Linked DNA regions of Homo sapiens: all the other regions are linked to region 3. Evidence: chromatin contacts called from ENCODE Hi-C or POLR2A ChIA-PET data. All regions are on one chromosome and are shown on one strand. Each heading gives the region's core, a stretch centred on a gene start or an enhancer-like site at or near the end of the contact. The rest is flanking DNA. Distances are from core to core; before and after follow the strand shown.

Region 1 (4,358 bases), core at 24-2,523, 61 kb after region 3:
TTGTCATTTTCCATTTTCTTATTGTTTCCATTTTTCTAAAGCAAGTGAACTTATACTCTGAACAGAAGGGAAAGAAAAACAAAACCAAAACCAAAACTGCAGGTTCAAGACCAAGGGAGTTGTAGCCTAGTTTAACCAGTTTTCTAAATCCAGTTAAACTAGGTTATAACTCTCGGGGCTGGCCCACGCTCTGTGCTGTTTAAATTACAGAATCTCAAAGTGGATTGGAACAACAGGCCCAGTGTTGCCTGGTGTGAGCCTGCAAAGTACCTAGACAATAGAAGTCACTCACAAACAAGGACTTAATACAGTGCTACGGATCAAAACCTCAGTGGAAAGTTAGCCTTGGTCCAAGAAAGCAGGCCAGCTCGATTTCAGCCCCACTCTATCTGCACTGTCCACATGTGAGTGTCTCTGCTTGAGGTTTCTGTTAATGAGTTATTAGTACAGTTTTTAGTGAACACCAGTGGGCTATTTCCCCACCACCCTTACAAACACCAATTAGCCTGTCCAGACCTCTGATTTCAGCATCAGATAAAAAGAAGACCTCCTGGATGTTTCTACCTCATATTTACCCACTGAGCAATACTTTGTGAACCAGTTTAATTGGCTTGAATACCTCAGACATGCTATCAGCTGATAAATCAGCAGGCGGCTCTTAGAAAATTAGGTCAACCTTAATCTTATTTTATTTAGAACCTGGAGTTGGAAAGAAAGAAAGAAAGAAAGAGAGAGAGAGAAAAAAAAGAAAAGAAAGGAAGGAAAAGGATAGAAGTTTGACTAGGTTTCATTGTGTTGAATTTATTGGCTATTTCAAATCTTCCAGGATGTCTGCTGAAGCCCATATGAAAACAGTTAAATGCTATTCTAACAGACTCCAATATGCTAGGAATATGATAGGGGATGTTGAATGGAAAATTCTCTAATTACTATGTTCATATTTCATGGTGAAATATATTCAAGATTAACTATATTCTAATGGGATGGTACATGTATCCAAAACATTTGGGGGCAGCTTGGTTGGGTGGGAAGGAAAAATAGCTTAATTAGGCCAGAGATAGAGTGTTCATAGAATTTCTTGTTGTACACAGCTAGTTTTAAATTTCTTGTTTCACAACTTTGAGCTACTGTTTATGAAATCAGCATTGTTAGGAAATAAATTTGGTCAGCATGCCCATCTTTCCATTTCTACACATGTGGGGCCATATTTGATGCAATGTGAGCCGTTAAGAGTCAGGGCAGCCGCCTAAGGTAAGGTATGAGGTACATAAGGCCCTCTGTGGGTTTCACAGTCATCTACTGAACTTGGAAGCCAGTCAGATTTTCTGAAAATATACTGAAAATGACGTTAAACTACAAAGCCGAGTTTTCAATATGTTGTAAACATCCTCACAGCGAGAGCAAAAATAGCCCACTTTGATTCATTGCCTGCCAATGCTTGCTCTCAAGAGTAGCCAAGAGGAGCAAAGAAGCTGGAAAGGAAAAAAGAAAACCAGAAAGAGACAAACAGAGAGACAAGAGAGAGAAAAAGGGTCGCGGGTTAAGAGAGACAGAGAGAGAGAGCAAGAGAGGAAATTTTAAAGTAAACAAGCAGCTCTAAGTACCCTGGACTTAACTTGCTGAAAACTTCAGTGGAAAGGGCAAGCCTCACTCGGAGGATCCTCGGATAATAAAAGACGTCTTGGTTTTATGAAGGTAACTGGCATTGGCAGAGCTGCTGGCTGCCTGCCTGCATAGTCCCACGACCTATGACTTAATTTGGATTTTGGATTCATGCAAATATGAGCATCAGAGAGGAAATAAAGTCTCAGCTGACAACCAGAATGAATTTCCTAGCAGAGCTCATGAGTACATCCTTACTGTGGAGAAATAAGGGGTTTTCCAGGGCTTCCCAATTCTCAATGCTTCTAGCACTTGGATATAAAATGTTAAGCAGGGTCCATTTATAGATGACAGAGGGAGGAAAAAATTACAAGAAGAAATGATGTTCATAATATTTAGAGTACGCGCATGGGAAAGATATTCAAAAGAAACAATGCTGATTATGTAAATATTTTCACTCCAAAGTTTGATGAAGTTAGTATTTGTTTTCTTATTCTCTACTATTTTTATTGCAAATTTATAGAATTTAACATTTTTTTCTTTTACAATGGCATTTTTAATTGAGTTTTTAAAACCTTCAAGCATGTTTAATTCCATTGCATTCTTCTTCTTATTCCATATTCCTTTGAGTAGCTCACATCTTTCAAAAAACTTTGCTCCTGGATCTCGTAGACTCAATTTTAGAACTGATGTTCCCTGTTTCAGGCCACCATATTTGCTCTATTTAATAACATGTTATTCCAGGGATTTCATAGATCACCAGAGAAGCCCTAGTTATCTGCTTCAGCCCAGATTCCTGGGTCCAAATCCCAGTTGCACAGTTTGATAATTGTTCAACTTTCACAAGTTACATATTTTCTCTGTAATTCAGTTTCCCCATTTTCAAAATGGAGACAAAAATAATACCTATCACATAGGGTTGTTGTGGAGGTTAAATGAGTTGGTATAAATTAAACGCTAGAATAATTCCTGGCACATGGTAAGTACCATAGAAATGTTAGTTGTTATTCTGAGTCACTCAATCATTAATTTATACATTCAAGTTTTATTGGGTTATCTATGCTCTACTCCTCTGACTACAGGGCCTTTGCAACTATAGTTCTCTTCGTCTCTGTTTTTTCCCTCTTTACTCGAATAAACTATACTCTTCCTAACTTAACCTGAATGCCATTTTCTCTCAGAGGTTCCCCTGTACCCCCAGAATAGATCAGATTTTCAGTGTCCTCAGTTCCCTTCCTTCATCACGTTTATAAGAGAGTTTGTAATTATGCATTTGGCTTTTATTATTTGGCAACTATATGCTCCTCCCTAGACCATGCACCCCATAAGAGCATGTACCACGCAAGTTTTTGTTCACCATTGTATCCTCAGTGACTAGCGGAGAGTAGATGTTCAAGAAGTAATTGCTGCTGAACCAGCGGGCAAATGTGCCATCACTGTACTGGGCACTAATGAGTAAAGATCAGTAATTCCTGCTCTTAAGGTACTTGCAGACAACTAGAGGCTGGAGTCCAGTCTGGACTCAATTTCAATTGTCCAGGTGAATAATGAGGAAAAGCACAACCTAGGGCAGTGGCAATGTTTCAGATCACCTGGCTCTGTGGCCTCATCATCTGCCCTGGTGGCCTCCAGAACACTTGATGGCAGGGTCCCAAGAACAGGCAATAAGAATCTGGCTAGCAGAGGAGGATAAAGTGCCTATGCCCTTTCAGAAAATTGCCCTTGGGAACCCTCAATTCGTACTGAATCTCTAGCTTAATGATAGCAGGAAACTCCAAGAAATTTCTCTCCAATTTTTTTCTTGGATAACTTATTCAGGCTGCTACTGACAGTGCCTCTGCAAAGCTTCCTCTTCCTGTAAAATAATTTTAAACTTAATTGTGAGTTCAGTGGTAGTTGTGATTCTCAGATGTCTATTCTTTTAAGGAGTTGGCATTGGTCTACTGTTTTATGCATAACATTTGACTGCATCTTCAAACTTTGCCTGGTGTTTCACTACCAGGCATACTCAGTTCATCTACGTAGTGTGGAGAAAAATGGAGATTGGAGGACTTCATCTCAAAACTTTAATCCAGCCAAGCTTGTATCTTATTTCTATTTCCTTTCTACACTCACAGGAATAATAGTTTTACAGCGATGAACATCATCAACATACATTTATTAAGTACTTATAGCTTAGTAAGTAGGTCATGGCATATAGGACTTTAGGTTATAGGTCTTTTATATCTCTACCAATAGCTGGTTATATGACTTCAGGTTAATTACTTAATATACTGTGCCCTCATTTTCTTTCTGTATTATGCAGGTTATTTTGATACTTGCATCATAGTTTCTGTGAAGTTCAAGTGTGAGGAAGCAGTGAAGTAATTAGATCAGGGGTCCCCAACCTCCAGGCTGCAGACCTATACACAGGCCTATTAGGAACCAGGCTGCATAGCAGCAGGTGAGCAGCAGGCGAGTGAGCGTTACTGTCTGAGCTCCACCTCCTGTCAGATCAGTGGTGGCATTAGATTCTCATAGGAGTGTGAACTCTATTGTGAACTGTGCATGTGAGGGTTGTAGATAAAGTGCCCCTTATGATAATCTAACTAATGCCTGATGATCTGAGGTGGAAGAGTTTCATCCCTAAACCATCTCCCCCAACTCTTCCCTGGTCCATGGAAAAAACTGTCTTCCATGAAACTATTCCCTGGTGTCAAAAAGGTTGAGGACCAATAGCTTAGATAATACATGCACAGAATGCTCAATAATGGTAG
Region 2 (4,351 bases), core at 785-3,284, 34 kb before region 3:
TAGAACGTGGGCTGGAAAGATGGGCACGCAAAGGTTCAACATGCAGCTTTGCACCCAAAAGCTGTGACCCAGGCATGAAACTGCCCCTTAATGAGCCTCAGTTTTTTCATCTACTAAGTGGGAAGGGTCACACCAACCTCACTTGATTAAAAAGGAAATGACTGGGAAGAATGCAGCACCCAGCCTGGAGCAAAGTAAACCCTCGCTCAAGGGGACCGCTCAGGTGGAGATGTTAAAAATAATTCTAGGTAACACTTGTTGAGCATTTATTTACTCTCTGCCAGGCACAGTACGAGGCCCTTCTACTAAACTCTCTCCCTGAAGCCTGACAAAAACCTTTCGCACTGAGGGAAACTGAGGGATCTGGGAATTAAGCCAGAAGCTCACCCAGCTGGTCAGCAAAAAGCCCAGATTTGAAAACAGTTTTAACTCCAGAGGACTCACACTTAATTATTACTTTATACTTGTTGGGGGCAGAGTGCTCCTTTAATTCTTTCTGAAATCCCTGGATGAATACCTCAGGGGTGCCTGGCTGTGTTTTTACTCTGTATACCACGTCTCTAGGGACCATAGTTTCCAACTTTAGAGAGGTTAAGCAGCTTGCTCAAGGTCAGCCAGCTAGTTGGCTGCAAAGCCCACGCTTGCATCCAGCTTTTACCCCAGAGGCCTCTCTTCTGATATCCTTCTTAACTTAATCTACACTGGCTGTGGGTTCCCTTTATTTTTTTTTCTGGAATCCTAGAGGATGCACGGATACAATTCACCCAATGTGTCCATCTCTCCTCTCCTAAGTGTCAGTCTATAGGTTTCTGACCTCTAGAGGGTAAGCAACTTGCCCGAGATCCCCTAGCTGGTCTGAGCAGCAAAGCCTTTGAACGCAGTTTTGACTCTGGAGCTGCATTCTTCATTCTTATCCTACACTTGCTTGTGAATTCTTTTTCGTCCTTCCAGAATCCCTGAAGCTGTACAGCTATACTTTACCGGTTACGTCTAGACTATAAAGGACCACAGTGTTCCACCTCAGGCAGGTTCAGCGACCTGCAAGTAGTGATACAGCTGGTAAGCAGTGGAAGAAGAGGGAGGAAGCAAGGATGTTCCCGGGAAGCTCGGGGCATCCCTGTACCCAAAGGGATGGGGCGGGGCCCTGGGTCCCCAGGGATCCTGGCTGGAGGTCGGGGCGGGCAGCAGGCGCCTACCTTGCCGCCGGGCGGCGCGGCCACGCAGCGGCTGAGCGAGTCGAGGCGCGCGCTGTATTCGGTGAATTTCTTCTGGTAGCGCAGCGCGGTCATCTGCAGCTCAAGCTGCGCCGCGGCCAGCTGGGCCACCAGCGACTTCTCGCGCTTCCCAGCGCGCAGCGCCTCCTTCTTGAGCGCCTTGTGCAGCGCGCCCAGGCGGGCCTGGAGCGCGCCGTTGTGCGCCCGCAGCGCTCGCGCGCAGCAGTGGCCGCCCGCGCGCTGCTCGCCGTGCGTCAAGGGTAGCCCGCAGCCCTCCTGGCAGCGGCCCACTGGCCGCGCGTCGCAGGCGTCGCGCATGTGCGCCTCCACGTCGCGCCGCAGCAGCACCTGGCCGCAACCCGCGTGGCGACAGCGCGCGGGCGCGAAGTCGCAGCGCTCGAGGTGCTCCGGCAGCTGCTGCAGCTTGACCACCCGGCCGCAGCCGCGCGTCGCGTACGCGCACTTGATGTCCAGCTTGAGGATAAGGCGCTTGAGCGGCAGGACGTGGTTGAGCTCTTTGGCCGACAGGCGACCGCGGCAGCGCGCCGGGCAGCTGCCCTCCTGCACCACCCAGGGCAGCACGCAGCCGGCGCAGAAGACGTGGCCGCACGGCGTGGTCAGCGGGTCCTCCAGGACCTTGTGGCACAGCGCGCACTTCAGGTCCGGGTCCACGTCGCCGTCGAAGCGGTCCAGCTCGAAGCCCATGGTGGCGGCCAGGCCCCGGGGTCGCCGCCGGGCGGCCGGGCGCCCCCTCCCTCCCCACGAGGCGGCCCAGACAGGCCGGCTACGCCGCCCGCGCGCTCGCTGGCTCTCCCCGGACTGAGCCTAATTGATCCAGACTTCCTCGGAAAATGCCCGAGGAACAGGACTCCTCCGGCCGTATTTGCGCGAGCGCGAGCGCACATACATCGTGCCTTGGATGCCTCCCGCCAGCCCCCCGAAAAAGGGAGGAGGCTGGAAGGCAGAAGCGCGTGGGAGGACACTGAGGCTCGCCAGAAGGGACGGGCCAGCCCAGGACGCCAGCCTGAATCTTCTCGGGAAACTCCTTTCTGTTCTCTTACAGTCTACGCTATAGGAGACAAAACGCCAGCCGAGAAAAGCTCGCTGAGTTTGGAGCTGAGGCTACTGCTTTCTCCCAAGGGTTCTCTTCGAGCCCCTTCCCGAACGGATCAAAACTTTTTTACTCCCTTCTCCCTCCCCCTTCCTCTAGTGGCTGATTGCAGAGGACTAAAAATATCTTGGGGCCCGCTATCTCAGCACTTACGGTCTTTATTTATTTATTTCATTCCAGGGAAAGTTACAGAGCCTGCGGGAAGCTCCGGCTGCAACTTCAGTTCTGACCAGAGGTTCTGTGAACCTTCAGGATTTAGCAGGTTTCCAGGACCGGTGGGTGAATCTACCCGGGGAAGTTTTGGTGGACAAGAGCTGCTCGCCAGCTGTCGGAGTGGGAGAGGCCAGCGTGCTGGCTCCATCCACTTCACCTAACACCTCTGAAGTGTCTGCCCTGCAGTGTGGCAAGCGTGGTGCTGAGCGCTTCTAAATCCGTCGCTTTAAAGATCATTAGTACAATGTTGTGAGAGGGTTAGCTCCATTTGAAAATTATTTTCCCGTGATTACAAAAGAAGCGATGCTGACTGCAGAAGTTAGAACTGGGAGAAGACTCATCACCCCCATGATCATGTCAACAACTGCCCTCCTTCAGTTTTGGTTTGTTTTGTGTGTACACTCTGTCATCTTTCCATTGAGGAAACTCAGGCTAGAAGAAGGATAAAAACAAAACAGAAAACAAAACAAAACAAAAGTGCCCTGTAGGGTCCTGTAGGTCAGTGTTTCTCACATTTTAATGTGGTTGCGGTTCTGATACAGTGGGTCTGGGGCGGGTTCTGAGAATCTCCATACTGAAAGCACTTCCAAGTGATGCCAATGCTGCTAGTCCATGCTGGTCCTTGGATTCCCACTTGATTGGAAAACCCTGGCGATCCATAGATCTGGACATTCATTCCCTGCAGTACAGCAAACCTGGCTGGGTAGGATTCAGCAACAGTCCTGAGCAATGGAGGAATATTTTTGGAATTCCAAACTGGGTGTAAAGTTCATAGCATCATCCATTGATTTTATTTTATTTTATTTTTACCTCCCAAGGCTATAGACATTCCTAAGAAACACGCAGTCAGCTTTTGGTGAGAGTGGAATCAAGCTATGGAATTCTCATTTGGAATCTGCTTCCAGTTTCTGAACAGTGAAGCGGGAGAGTTCTGAACAGTAAAGCAGGAGCTCTGTATTCAGCGAGACTCTGGGGCCTGGAAAGTGGGATTACAGCATCCATTTTGTCTAATTGCTTTCCTTCTTTCTTTTATGTGGCTGCTAAAGCCCCATGACCTTCACTATTTAACTGCTTCATCAGAGTGAAAGAATTGCCTTGATGTTCATAAGGATTACTTGTTTCACACTGACCTTTAAAAAGTTGTCACTCACTAGATTTTTCAGTGCATGGTTGAGGTCACTGGACAGTGTTCTTTAATCAGTTTTGGTGGCATTTGTTGCCTATTTGAGGTGGAGACTTTCTTTTAATTGCTTTAATCAATTAATGCATTGCTTTGATAGGATTCTGCATGGGGTGGAATATTATTGGCCTTTGTTCAGATAAGCTTGTGCCAGGGAATCCTCCATCAGTATATTCATTAAACTGCTCATGGGCTCTCAGATAATGGGTAGGAAACAAATTCTTTCACCAAAGGTGTGTGGGCTTGTCAGTTTCACAGAATGAGCTAGTGTCAACAGGGTGATAATCTTCAAACCAAACTGGTTTTGAGAAACAGAGAAGTTCTGTCCTACACCATAAATGTAAATTAGTGCTTACTTGGGGTGTACACTTTTTTGGAGATGTTCTACCACCCCTCGGGTGGTCTCCCAGATGGCAGATTGAGAGGTTGTTGCTGAAATGCTACAGCTGAGGCCACAGAGAAGCCATAGCCTACTGTGGATTGGCCTCTTTAGGCAAAAGGAAAGTCTGTGCCACTCCTCAATGGTTAATTTTAGTATCAAAATTCTTGGAGGTTAGAAAAAAAATCCTACAATGTCAGAGCTGGCAAGACTATTATTTCAGTCACCAAACTTAACAGGAGAAACGAGAGCCA
Region 3 (3,866 bases), core at 94-2,593:
GGGTCCCCAGGGGATGAAGGATACTAGTCTATTTAGGGAGGTGAGGACCAATATTTTATTATTTTTTGCTTCCTCCATATAATGTAATGAAATCTCCCTGCCACTTTCAAATCCCCCCTTTTAAGTATTTTTATGAAAATGGGGTTTGCTCACCATGCTGACCCCTCTGTGGTCTCTCTTCTCTTTCTGGTTTTGTTTTTTGGCACTGCCATCTACTCTCACCACCTCTACCCTGGACTGGACCACTTTTCCTTCCCTTCCCTAAAGCACTTTAAGCAGAAATGTTGTGGAGAGTAGTAGCCTTTTCCTGAAGTTTTGGGTAATCACAGACCATAGCCAGATATGATTCCAGATGTGGTGTTTGACATCCTCTGTCCACACAGTTCCCACAATCTAATAACCATTCCTCACCTCTGGAAAATTTCTCCCTAATCATAATACCTGTCCTCCCCCATCCCCGATAGGCAGCTGCTCACAAATCCTGGTTTATTTCTTCATGCCTACCAGGTGAGCTCTTCTCTTTCTACTTCCAATTCATGCCTAGACTTTTGTGTATCCCCAAATTCCTGGTGATGTTCTGCTACACGACGGACCATTGACACTAGGTGTCTGGCCTTAGCATGACAAAGAACTGGAGGGAACTTCACACTTCAAGATCATACCCTTTCGCTGGAATCTCTTCTCCACGGACCAGAACAAACTGGACTATTGCAAGGGTGAAGAAATGTCTTTCCTGTTACACATCTTAGCATAGTGCTAGACATGGACAGGCACTCAAAGGTATTTAAAAACAGCTTGAATGGAATGCAAAGGAGGCAGAAGAGTGGATGGTTCACCAGGGAAATTCCTAAGGGGAGTCAAGCAGAGATGGATACAGGCTCACAGGTTAGTCTTGGCAAGGAAAAGGGGCTATTCTTTCTCAGAAGCAAGCAAAGGAAGACAGGGACAGTGAAAATTAAAAAGTAAATGGAATCAAGGTGTATGTATTCCCTTTGATTTACTCTGTATGAAGATAGGAGTGGGTTAGGCTTGGGGAGACTCACCAATTTGATTTGCCCCCAGGGGGGTGAGACACGTGGCATATCTAGAGAGGGAACTGGAAACTTGGGAAAACTGATGAAATCAAGGGGAAATAAAGAGTTTAGACCTTTGTACTCCCTGAACATGTGGAATCAGCTTTAAACATGCCTTTCAGAACTCTTGGAGCTCTTTTATCAAATTTATAGGAGTTACTTCTTGTTCCAAAAAACAAAATGTCAGCAGGCCTGGTTCTTATTTCTTTTCTTTGATTTGTCTGGAACTCCCTTTATCATCTCTGCCAGTTCCAAGGACAGTTAACACACGGAGTGAGGCGCAGTCAGATCCCAGCCATTGCTTTTTATAGTCCCGCTACCTTACCAGACTGTACAGACACACACAATTTTCCAGCTTTACACCGAGAAAAGAACAGAAAAGAGAAAGAATAACGAGTCATACCCTGTTGTTTTCGTAGGATGTTCTGACTTTGAAAAGGGATTGCCTTACACTTAAGTAATAAACAGTGTGTTGTGGGACAGATATATGAACATTCGCTCTCCCCAGTTTGCCCAAGTCTAAAATAAGTAAAATAGTTTTTTTTACTGTGTATTTATTTTACTGCATATTTTTATTATCTTTTACAGGCATGAACTGAAATAGATAATGAGATACTTATAAATTCCGTAAACATCCTGATTGGCAGAATTGCATGATTGGAAGGATGCTTTCAGATCACTGAGTTCCATACCCTCCTAGCATTTGCCATCCCTTTATAAAGCCCTCACCAAATGTCATCTGTCTTACCTGTACCAACCCCCTGTATGCATAACTCGTCATCTTTGGAGGTATTAGATTGGTACAAAAGTCATTGTGGTTTTGCGATTACTTTTAACAGCAAAAATCGCAATTACTTTCTCACCAACCTAATACTTCATGCTCTCTTTTGCCAGATAGGACTATTGGGAAGACTTTATTTATATAGCAACCCAGTCCATCCACCATCAGTCCCGATTCAACCCTATAAGGCCCTACAGCAAATGGAATCTTTACTCAAATGTTCATGTCAAAATTCTAAGAGTCATTCTTTATTCTCCTCTGTCGCATACTCCTTTTCCAATCCATCCACAAACACTGTCAGATCCGCCCTCAAATTTTATGACAAGCTTTGTCCTTTTTCCTGTCCAAGTCCACCGCCCTAATATAAGCCACCATCATTCTGTAGCCTGGACTATGGCAATAGTTTTCTAACTAGGGTTCATGCTTTCATAGTTGCCTGCCACCATTTATTGTCTCTGTAGCACCCAAAGAAGATGTTTTTAAAAATATAGTCATGCATCACTTAACGACAGGAGTACTTCGTGAGAAATGTGTCATTAGGGAATTTTGTTGTTGTGTGAACATCATAGAGTTACACTAACCTAGATGGTATGGGCTCCCACACACCTAGGCTATATGGAATAGCCCATCGCTCTTAGGCTATAAACCTGTGCCACATGTGACTGTCCTGAGCACTGTAGACAATTGTAACATAATGGTAAGTATTTGTGAATCTAAATGTAGAAAAGGTACAGTAAAGATAGGGTATAAAGGATAAGAAGTGGTACACCTGTATAGGGCACTTACCACGAATGGAGCTTGCAGGACTGGAAGTTGCTCTGGGTGTCACTGAGTGAGTGGTGAGTGAATGTGAGGGCCTAGGACATTAATGTACCCATGGTAGACTTTATAAAAACTGTACACTTAGGTTACACTAAATGTATTTAAATATTATTTTACTTTCTTCAATAATAACGACTGTAACTTTTTAAATTTATAAACTTAATTTTTTAAAACTTTTTGACTTTTTGTAATAATACCTTAAAACACAAACACATTTTAACAAAAATATTTTATATATTTTTATTTATATATTTATTTATATATAACATATAATATATAATATATATTATAAATATATATATATATATAGTTTTTTTTGAGATGGAGTCTAGCTTTGTTGCCCAGGCTGGAGTGCAGTGGCGTGATCTTGGCTTGCTGCAAACTCTGCCTCCCAGGTTCAAGTGATTCTCTTGCCTCAGCCTCCCAAGTAGCTGGGATTACAGGTGCCCGCCATCACACCCAGCTAAATTTTGTATTTGTGGTAGAGACAGGGTTTTGCTATGCTGGTCAGGCTGTTCTCAAACTCCTGACCTCAGGTGATCCACCCACCTCAGCCTCCCAGAGTGCTGGGATTACAGGTGTGAGCCACTGCGCCTCAGCTCTATATTCTTTTTCTGTAAACTTTTAATTTAAAATTTTACTTTTTAAACTTTTCTGTTAAAAACTAAGACACAAACACACATTACCCTAGGCCTACACAGGGTCAGGACCATCAATATCACTGTCTTCTACCTCCACGTCTCGTCTCACTGGAAGGTCTTCAGGGGCAAGAACACGCATGGAGCTGTCATCTCCTATGATAATAATGCCTTCTTCTGGAATATCTCCTGAAGGACCTACCTGAGGCTGTTTGATAGTTAACTTTAAAAAATGGAAGTAGAAGGAGTATGCTCTAAAATAATGATAAAAAGCACAGTACAGGAAAGTTATAAACTAGTTAACATAGTTTTTTATTACTATTATCAAGCATTATGTACTATACATAATTGCATGTGCTATTCTTTCACACAACTGGCAGTGCAGGAGGTTTGGTTACATCAGCATTACCACAAACAGGTGAGTAATACATTGCTCTATGACATTAGGATGGCTATGATGTTACTGGGCAACAGGAATTTTTCAGCTCCACTATAATCTCACAGATCCCTGTTGCATATGTGGTCTGTCATTGAACAAAACATCATTATGCA

Evidence for each region. A loop is a pair of places that touch in the nucleus more often than their neighbours do. ChIA-PET counts read pairs that join two places held with the same protein, here RNA polymerase II (POLR2A). Pooled maps may share reads with other maps.
Region 1: a loop to region 3 is called in a map of aorta, with 2.4 times the contacts of the local background. The contact joins two enhancer-like sites. A Hi-C loop is called at or near these places in 4 of 168 maps with a recorded cell type or tissue (aorta, astrocyte of the cerebellum, chondrocyte and 1 more) and 1 of 50 pooled maps. POLR2A ChIA-PET finds 5 or more read pairs at or near these places in 1 of 52 experiments (Panc1).
Region 2: a loop to region 3 is called in a map of cardiac septum, with 2.7 times the contacts of the local background. The contact joins the promoter of PDZRN3 here to the enhancer-like site in region 3. A Hi-C loop is called at or near these places in 1 of 168 maps with a recorded cell type or tissue (cardiac septum). POLR2A ChIA-PET finds 5 or more read pairs at or near these places in 3 of 52 experiments (AG04450 and WTC11).

The regions. Positions count from the first base shown.
Region 1 is chr3:73,718,343-73,722,700 of GRCh38, forward strand. No RefSeq gene overlaps it. Among named protein-coding and RNA genes, the nearest start is that of LINC02005, 89 kb to the right of the region's middle. Within about 2 kb of position 1,274, at least 9 of the 41 ENCODE cell types and tissues checked have a DNase peak (open chromatin) inside an H3K27ac peak, as active enhancers do.
Region 2 is chr3:73,622,907-73,627,257 of GRCh38, forward strand. It overlaps PDZRN3 (PDZ domain containing ring finger 3), which reads right to left and starts at 2,035. Exons shown (of 10, transcript NM_015009.3): 1 at 1,197-2,035. The coding sequence starts at 1,919. PDZRN3-AS1 (PDZRN3 antisense RNA 1) reads left to right here and starts at 662. Exons shown (of 2, transcript NR_046681.1): 1 at 662-1,059; 2 at 2,506-4,351.
Region 3 is chr3:73,657,673-73,661,538 of GRCh38, forward strand. No RefSeq gene overlaps it. Among named protein-coding and RNA genes, the nearest start is that of PDZRN3, 35 kb to the left of the region's middle. Within about 2 kb of position 1,344, at least 2 of the 41 ENCODE cell types and tissues checked have a DNase peak (open chromatin) inside an H3K27ac peak, as active enhancers do.